Regions from separate parts of the Homo sapiens genome. Here region 1 is linked to region 2. A link is an interaction called in ENCODE POLR2A ChIA-PET data of the cell type or tissue named here. Cell type or tissue: GM12878. All regions are shown on one strand. Region 1 overlaps CTXND1 (cortexin domain containing 1). Region 2 overlaps ZFAND6 (zinc finger AN1-type containing 6).

Region 1 (4,000 bases), 160 kb before region 2:
CCTGGCCAAGAGGGTGAAACCCGTCTCTACTAAAAATACAAAAATTAGCCAGGCGTGGTGGTGGGCGCCTATAATCCCAGATACTCAGGAGGCTGAGGCAGAGAATTGCTTGAACCTGGGAGGCGGAGGTTGCAGTGGGCCAAGATCGCGCCACTGCAATCCAGCTTGGGAAACAGAGCAAGACTCAGTCTCAAAAAAAAAAAAAAAAAAAGGAAGTTGCATTTTTCGTCTAATATCACACTGTTGGTAGTTCAGGAGCCAGAACCTGAGCCTGGACATTATGCCCAGGACCTGAATTTCCAACGAACATTCTTCAAGTAGTCTGGCTTCTGTTTTTCACTTGGGAAGGGCTTTGGGATTTTAACTATGGTGATGGGAAATCATTGCAAAGGCATGAGCACCTGAGTCTACCTGACTGTCTTGTGAAAGAGAAACTACCTGCTGGTGCTTTGGGGAGATGGAGAGTTTTATTTGGGGGCTTCAGGGCACAGACAGAGCAACACAGGTTCAGGGAGGCCTGGGCCTGAGGCTCTTGTTGGGGCTTTAAAGGGCTTGAAGGAAAGGGCACCTTGAGCAAGAGCGTTTGTGCCAGGACGACTCTCCTGCTCATGCATGGTGTTCCACTCAACTTCATTATTTGGAGAAGAAAGATTGATTCTTTCCATTAAAAACAACAACAAAAAATCATTAAAGGCTGTTTGTTAGTGTTAAGTAAACTAAAAGGGAAATAATTACATCGGGGCCACTGATGAAATTACAATCAGATTAGAAACATGAGCTCGATTTCCTGAGCATTTCTTTGGCCACGAGTCTGATCTAAGATAATTGGATATCTCTAAATACATGAGACTCTGTAAGCGATTCCTCTGTGATTCAAAAGGATCGGGGGCAGGGAGGTATGCAGAAGCCAAGGGTTATCTCTTTTGATTCAGGAGAATTTCCCACACAGCACATCCTCACTGCCTGGTTCACAACTCTCCTCATCTCTCCATTGATCAGTTGCACGTCGCCAGCATTCCAGGCTTGTCACAGTCAGATACCCACCACTCCTATAGCCTCACTCCGCTTATGCCCATCCCTGGTCTTTCTCTCCAACCACAACCAGAACCATGGCTGATCCCCATGGCCAGGTCCCACTGTGGCCCCAGAAGCTCCACGCCATCCAACTTCCTAAGTTCCTGGGACCTGGGTTCCTGGGACCTTTGTGAACCTGCTTAGCCTTAATAACCATAACAGTCCAATTGTTCATGCTTAAACAATACCGTGAATGGAAAAACCTCTTCCAAAACATAAATTATGCACAGATAGCAGCTGCTATTCTCAGTGTGGACAGACTTTTCTCTTTTTGTAAGATGGAAAATTTTTTAATAAAAGTTAATATGCTTTTCTCTTTCTCATTGCTGGGTATGTGACTTTCAGCCTAGTTCATCCTGGGCAACACTCTGCCTGGAAGGAGATCAGACTGTTACAGGAGGCATGTAGAAAAAAAGGCCACAGGAATAGTCCATTCCTGACAATCAAAATTACGATTATACAGCAGAATAATAGCCTTGCAAGCCAGCTATTTTCTCGAGAAGAAATTTCCAAACTCCCTTATTTCATTCTTTATTTAGCATATCAAAGACCAATTTAGAGGAGTTGGCTTATAAATTTCTCCCATGGTTTAGAGCCATGTTTGTGTCCTTAATGAGGTATTAGCTGCATTCAGGAAGAAGTTGACACAGGAGAAGTTTTTTCTTTTTTTTTTTCTTTTCTTTTTTTTTAAATGCAGGATAAAAATGGCAGGCAAAGATGATGGTAAAAGAGAGAGAGAAGGTGGCAAGGCTCTGTCATTCAATTTCTCTTCTCCTAGCTTAGATTTGGATGGGGCAAGGTGCATGAGATAATGAGGGAGCATTGAGGGCTTGACCATGCAGGACTGAGCCATCTTAAAGACTACCCATGTGAACCTGGAGAGAAGTAGGCACAGAGAAGCAGCGGTCAGGCTCCAGAGCAGAATTAAGCTAGATAGCAATAACAAGAAGACACACACACCAAAAAAAAAAAATCTCTAAATGCTTGGAAATTAAGCAACACACTTTTTTTTTCTTTTTTTGAGATGGAATCTTGCTCTGTGGCCCAGGCTGGAGTGCAGTGGCACCATCTCAGCTCACTGCAACCTCTGACTCCAGGCTTCAAGCGATTCTCCTTCCTCGGCCTCCTGAGTAGCAGGGACTACAGGTGTGTGCCACCCTGCCCGGCTAATTTTTGTATTTTTAGTAGAGATGGGGTTTCAACATGTTGGCCAGGCTGGTCTCAAACTCCTGACTTCAGGTGATCCACCTGCCTCAGCGTCCTTGGACTGCTGAGATTATAGGCATGAGCCACCGCACCCAGCCAAATTAAGCAACACACTTTTAAATACCCATACTTTTAAATACCCATACTTTGAACTTGTGGGTTACAGCCAAAACACTACTTAAAGGAACATTTATAGCTCCAAATGCATATGTTAGAAAAGAAGAAAGGTCTAAAATCAGTGATGTAAGCTTCCAACTTAGTAAGGTTAAAAAAAAGAATGGCAAACAAAACCCAAAGAAAATCAAAAGAAGGAAATAATAAAGATAAGGATGGAAATCTATGAAATAGAAAGTATACAACAAAGTTAAGAACTGTTTCTTTTAAAAGAGTAATAAGATTGATAAACTGATGAAGCAAATGAGAAAGAATATTACCAATATCAGGAATAAAAAAGGGTATGACTGGCCAGGCGTTGTGGCTCACGTCTGTAATCCCAGCACAGAAGTGTGTGAGCATGTGCTTATGTTTGTGGGAGATTGTGAATATTTAAGTAATAGGAACTAAAAGTACTCCTTCTTATCAATGGAGACACCGCCCCCGCCTTCCAAGAGGCATTTAGAGACCCATCATCACACTTGCCTGCACAGCAAGATGCACTGTATGATTACACTGCTGCGGATCTGGAAACAGAATTGATTTTCTACCTGACACAATCCTACCAACTTAAGAATTATAGAAAGTCATTCTAGAAATTAATTAATTTGGGGAATGTCTATAAAAGTATCTAGAAAATAACTCACCAAGCTTATTAATTAGAGAACATTGGTTCCAAGTCGTTCAAATAATTCTGAACATGACCAGGAGTCCTGCTGCCCATCCTTACAGATGCTTATCCTGTCACCCTAGTTGCTCTTCTTACCTTACTTCAACACAGGGCCTTCCAGCCTGAGGTGAAAGGAGAATTTTAATACTTAGCATTTTCCAACCTGGATAGATCTCTCTCTGTTTGAGGCCAACATAAAAAGGGATTTTTTAAGAACTCCATGTAATGTATTTTTTCTATTTTTGTGCAGCTAACCTTCTCCCTAGTCTGCCCAAAGCACGCTATACCAGGACTGCAAAAAGAAAGAATGGCTTTTTCAGCTTTTGACTAGCAAGGACCATATCAGAATTTTTTAGTCAAGACGATATTGCTTTTCAAAGCCAAAATACCGTAGGAACAAAGGATATTTTAACATCCTTTAATTTGCATCAGAGTATCAAAATCACAGAGTTTCAATGTAAGAATGGATGCCCACACATGAACCCTTGTGGTGGCCAGGGCGTGAATTTGCAGTGAATGACCTGTTGTTGGCTTTCTTCCTAAATTTCCAGTCTGTCATGGACCTGACCATAGTTTGCCTGGTCAGCACTCAGCAAGCACCACGTATGACTCACACATAACTGGCCTATGCCCTGCTCCAAGGGAGTCCATTCTCACACATTTAGACACACTGCAGCGTCACATTGCTTTAAAGGTTTCCTAACACTTATTCCCCAATTCTGTATTTACCTTGGTATGACCAGCAACCACAGTTCCAGAATGAACATAAAACACTGATGTAAAAGACCCAGAAACCCTGAAACCTGTCCCTTCCAGCCCCAGTCAGGGTGCGGGGCCGGGCGGGAGGGTTGTGGGAAAGAAACAGGAGCCAGGTGAGTGGGGATATCAGGTGGCAGG
Region 2 (4,000 bases):
CTATATGTGTGTAAAGTTAAGTTCTTACCTTTAACTGAAACCTATAAAATACTGGAAAGATGCTGATATACCATTTCAAAGCCTGTAATTATTCATAAAAGTTATCTGTTTCCAAAGTGTATTTTTAAAAACTCAAAATTAAGAAACGCACAAATAATGACAAAGGTTATTCATACATGTTTTTGAGACAGGTAAAGTTAACTGGCACTACTCCAGTCTCCTAATGTTAACTGGCACTACTCCAGTCTCCTCCTAAAAATGTTTCTGATATATTTTCTTGAAAGAAAATATTTCTTCTGGTATGTGCTTACCAGAAGAAAAAGAAAAGCCAGCCTGAATAACAAAGCCAGTGTAAAACATTAAGCCCCATACTTACTAATAGCAACACATACACTAAGTATATAAAATATCTAGCATAGATACAATTGCTCAGTTAAGTGGGTAAAAGTGTTTCCAATTTCCCTCAGCTGATTTTAATATCCAGAAAAATTGCTTTATATCCATCTACATCTTGGAAAGTGGTGTTGAAAATAGGCTTTTAGGCAAAAACTAATCAACAAGTCAGAGAGCTCCATAGGCACACTTTAACAGAACATTTAAGGGGCTACACATCAGAAAAACTTTGAAGCATATTCTGCTGGTGTCGATATAAACTGGTATAACTTTTTAGAAAAACAATTTGGCCAGTGAAGTGTTCATTATCCTTTGATCTAGGTAAAGCCACTCCAGGATTTTTCCAAAAGAAATCTTTTTTAAAAAGGAAAATATTTTACAGCTACACACAGGTGTGTTCAACGCAATACTATTAAAAATGACGAAAAATTAGAACCTAAAAGTAGACAATTCAAAAAACTAGGTTAATTCAGGTCACATCAATTTAAGAGAATTACATAGTTACTGAAATGAAAACAATTTCAACAGATAGTTAAGTGAAAACATAAAACTGCACAGATTCATAATTATTGGAAAACTGCAAGAATATAAGACAGAGAAGGGAACAGGAAAAAAATGAGATGACCAAACAATGATCTGCTGGTGGGTAGATAGGTAACTTTTCTTGATTTCATTATTATTACACTATTGTTTAAACAACAGATATAGCAGAAAAGCATTAATTTAAAAACCTTTGCATGATCCGGAACAAGTAGCATAGCAAATACAATGGCTGAAAATGCTTAGCTGGCTTTTGGTCTGATTATTGCAATGATTATTGCAATTTATACCTTAATTTCTATGAGAACAAAGAGCAACAATATAAAGAAAACAGTCTCTAAAAAATATTCTTGTACTGAAATACACTACAATTACGTCATAAATAAGAAATGTAAATAGAATCAGATACTTTAAAAAAAAGTTGTAGTAGCCTACCTATAGCTTTTAAAAATATAAATCCTTTCATTTCCTGTTTCGAAATGTTAATTACTTATCTCCACCTTTGAAAGAAATGAAGAGTTTGAATGAAGTAAGAAGAAAGCAGTTTCACTTTGTTCATCAATGGCCTTTTTAATTATGAGCATATTAAAAATTATAAGCATATTAAAAATGTCAACATATTGTTAAATTAAAATATACTGAAATTAAAAGGGGTGCTGTGCTGGGGTTAAAAAAATTAAACAGTTGGCATTTCAATTTACTAAAAAAGACGTATTTAAGCCTATCACATTTATCTTTCAGCAACTTAACATTTTAAGTTTAAGGAAAATGACATATCAAATGAACCTCCTCAAGATGTCATTTATAAAAACTGACAACTGACTGTTCAAACAACCAATTCAAAAAAAAATCCTGTTATTGGAGATGATTTTGAGTCTAAGATGTTTTAATGACACTCATATTCTGAACTAAAAATAATGATAGGAGAAAGTCAAGTTTGATTCTCTGAACACCTATTTCCTGTCCAAAGAGCCCTTTTGTTCTGCTTCCCTGCTTAATTTTAGTGTTCAGTTTGCATCAGAAAATAAAAACAGTGACAAAACCTAGCACACACAGAATCATAAAGGAGCAAAATTATAAAATAAAGGATCATAAAAAGATTAGAACAAAAATCCTACCAACAAAACCTCCACAATTTTCTGTTTGCTTCACCTCAGATTAACTTCACTTGAAGCTGTACTCCAAAGCAACCAAACCTGAATACCAAGCTCCACCTTCTCCAATTCTAGTGGCTGAAGAGTAAAATCTCCTCCCTGTTAGTGAAACTGATAATTGTGATTGGATACGGCTAATATCCATTATTTTAAAGAACTTTTCCTTGCTAGCAGGTTAGGTTAGACACACTAAAACCTCCTGGATAAGCTGGTTTCTTAAAGAAACAGTACATAAGGTTTCAGTTTTCCCATCATATACTGTTTGCTTACCCTTGTCTAGGTGAAAAATAAACTAAGTAACAAAAATGAAAATCTCACAGAAGCAGCTGTGACCAATTGTTTAAAATACAATGCTTTTAATCTAAATCATTTATTTTTATGGAGCAATGAAGGTGAAGTTATGCTTTAAAGACAGATTATTTTTAATAGAGTTCACATTTTACCTGAAAATTGTAAAACGGCAACAGAAAATCCATTACAATATGTTGCTAAGAGGAACAAACCAATGTTTTTTTCTAAGACTTAAAGAGAAAACTATAACTTAAGTGAAAATATACAGCACTAAAATACTGAATGCAAAAGATTCACTTCTAAGCTATCAAACTCACTGACATTTATGTTCTCAGTATCACAACAGAGTAGAAATTTCAGTGACATCAAAGGTTGATATTTCTACTTAAAACTGAAGAAAATACTGGGCAGAAATACTATTACATTTAACAGATCTGACATGTGAGTATTTTGCCAAGGTTAATGCTTAACCATTGGCAAACAGATATCTAAAAGCAAAAGGCACATGTTCTAATGACATGTTCAGGTATAAAATTTAGAAAAGTTTAAGTCTTTTTCATCTTTTTTTTTTTTTTAATGTGTGGAAACTACTTTGCACTCCATAACTTCAAAGTGGCATGGGCACCCTAAAGTAAAAGGTATACTCCTCTTAAACTTCTCACTAAGCTACGTTAAATAATATTTTTACTACAGAGATCATAAAGAGACACTACACAGGAACTCTGATTTTTAAGCAAAAAAGACCTACTGTCACTTTATACATTACTAAGTTTGCTATTTTTACGTGATAAGTTTATATATTTTAATTAGAACTGCTTATGTTTTAGCAGCTTGGCCCATCAAACATTACTCTAACATTAATCATTATCTGACTGATTAAATGGCATTTAATGTCTAATTTACGGTGTAAGTATAGTTTTTACCTCTACCAAAAATCCTGTGATTCATAAACTCGAAATTAAAGCTTATTAGAGTGACTTCTTCTTAAAATATGCTTTCAATGTATGGTTTGCATCAGAAAATAAAAAGTGACAAAACCTTTAAACATTTTAATTTGAAGTTTTCAAAGTTCAAAATCTTGCAACTATTTTTCCTCAGAGAAAACTCAAATATTAGAACACAAAGCCAACAAAATTGTTTTGAATACAAAGGGAAGTCTTTGTAACAAACTGAAAATTCACATAATTGCAACTAGGCATGAATATGGAGCAATACCCTGCTGAAGCCCAAACAGCTGCATAATCTATTATGCCCTTTAAGTGGACAAATTGAAAGAGCCAATTCACAGGGGTCTACTCCCAAGATCCTTTGCAAGGATTCACTGTTTTGAATGCCCAGCACTTCATGAGTCAAGTTCAGGTTTTCTTCCCACTGTGTGGACACTCTTGCAAAAGAACACTGGAAGCAGAGGAGGTACAGAAGCAATCAGCAAAAAGAATATACAGTTTGAATTACAGCATAAGATTTGAGGAAAAGTGACTGTAGATGGCCAAAGGTTTTACGGGAAGAAAAAAAAAAGAGATGGCAAACAGTTTAATCTTAAAATCTGGCAAGCATAAAATTAGTAAATAGTTATGGAAACCAAATAAACCTTTGCTCTCGCATCAATTTTTCACTTCGAA

What was found. Peaks named below come from ENCODE experiments on the same cell type or tissue, not always from the same donor. Only the 100,000 strongest peaks of a DNase experiment are listed, where the experiment ranks them.
Region 1: POLR2A ChIA-PET joins it to region 2 with 5 read pairs; 4 of 35 experiments call an interaction of 5 or more read pairs at or near these places.

What each region holds. Positions count from the first base shown.
Region 1 is chr15:80,229,153-80,233,152 of GRCh38, reverse strand. All of the region lies in intron 1 of CTXND1 (cortexin domain containing 1), which reads left to right. Among named protein-coding and RNA genes, the nearest start is that of CTXND1, 21 kb to the left of the region's middle. In GM12878, no CTCF peak of the experiment used is centred here; no DNase peak of the experiment used is centred here.
Region 2 is chr15:80,070,699-80,074,698 of GRCh38, reverse strand. All of the region lies in intron 1 of ZFAND6 (zinc finger AN1-type containing 6), which reads right to left. Among named protein-coding and RNA genes, the nearest start is that of ZFAND6, 13 kb to the right of the region's middle. In GM12878, no CTCF peak of the experiment used is centred here; a DNase peak (open chromatin) is centred at 2,248; H3K4me3 peaks cover 2,122 bases; H3K27ac peaks cover 1,261 bases.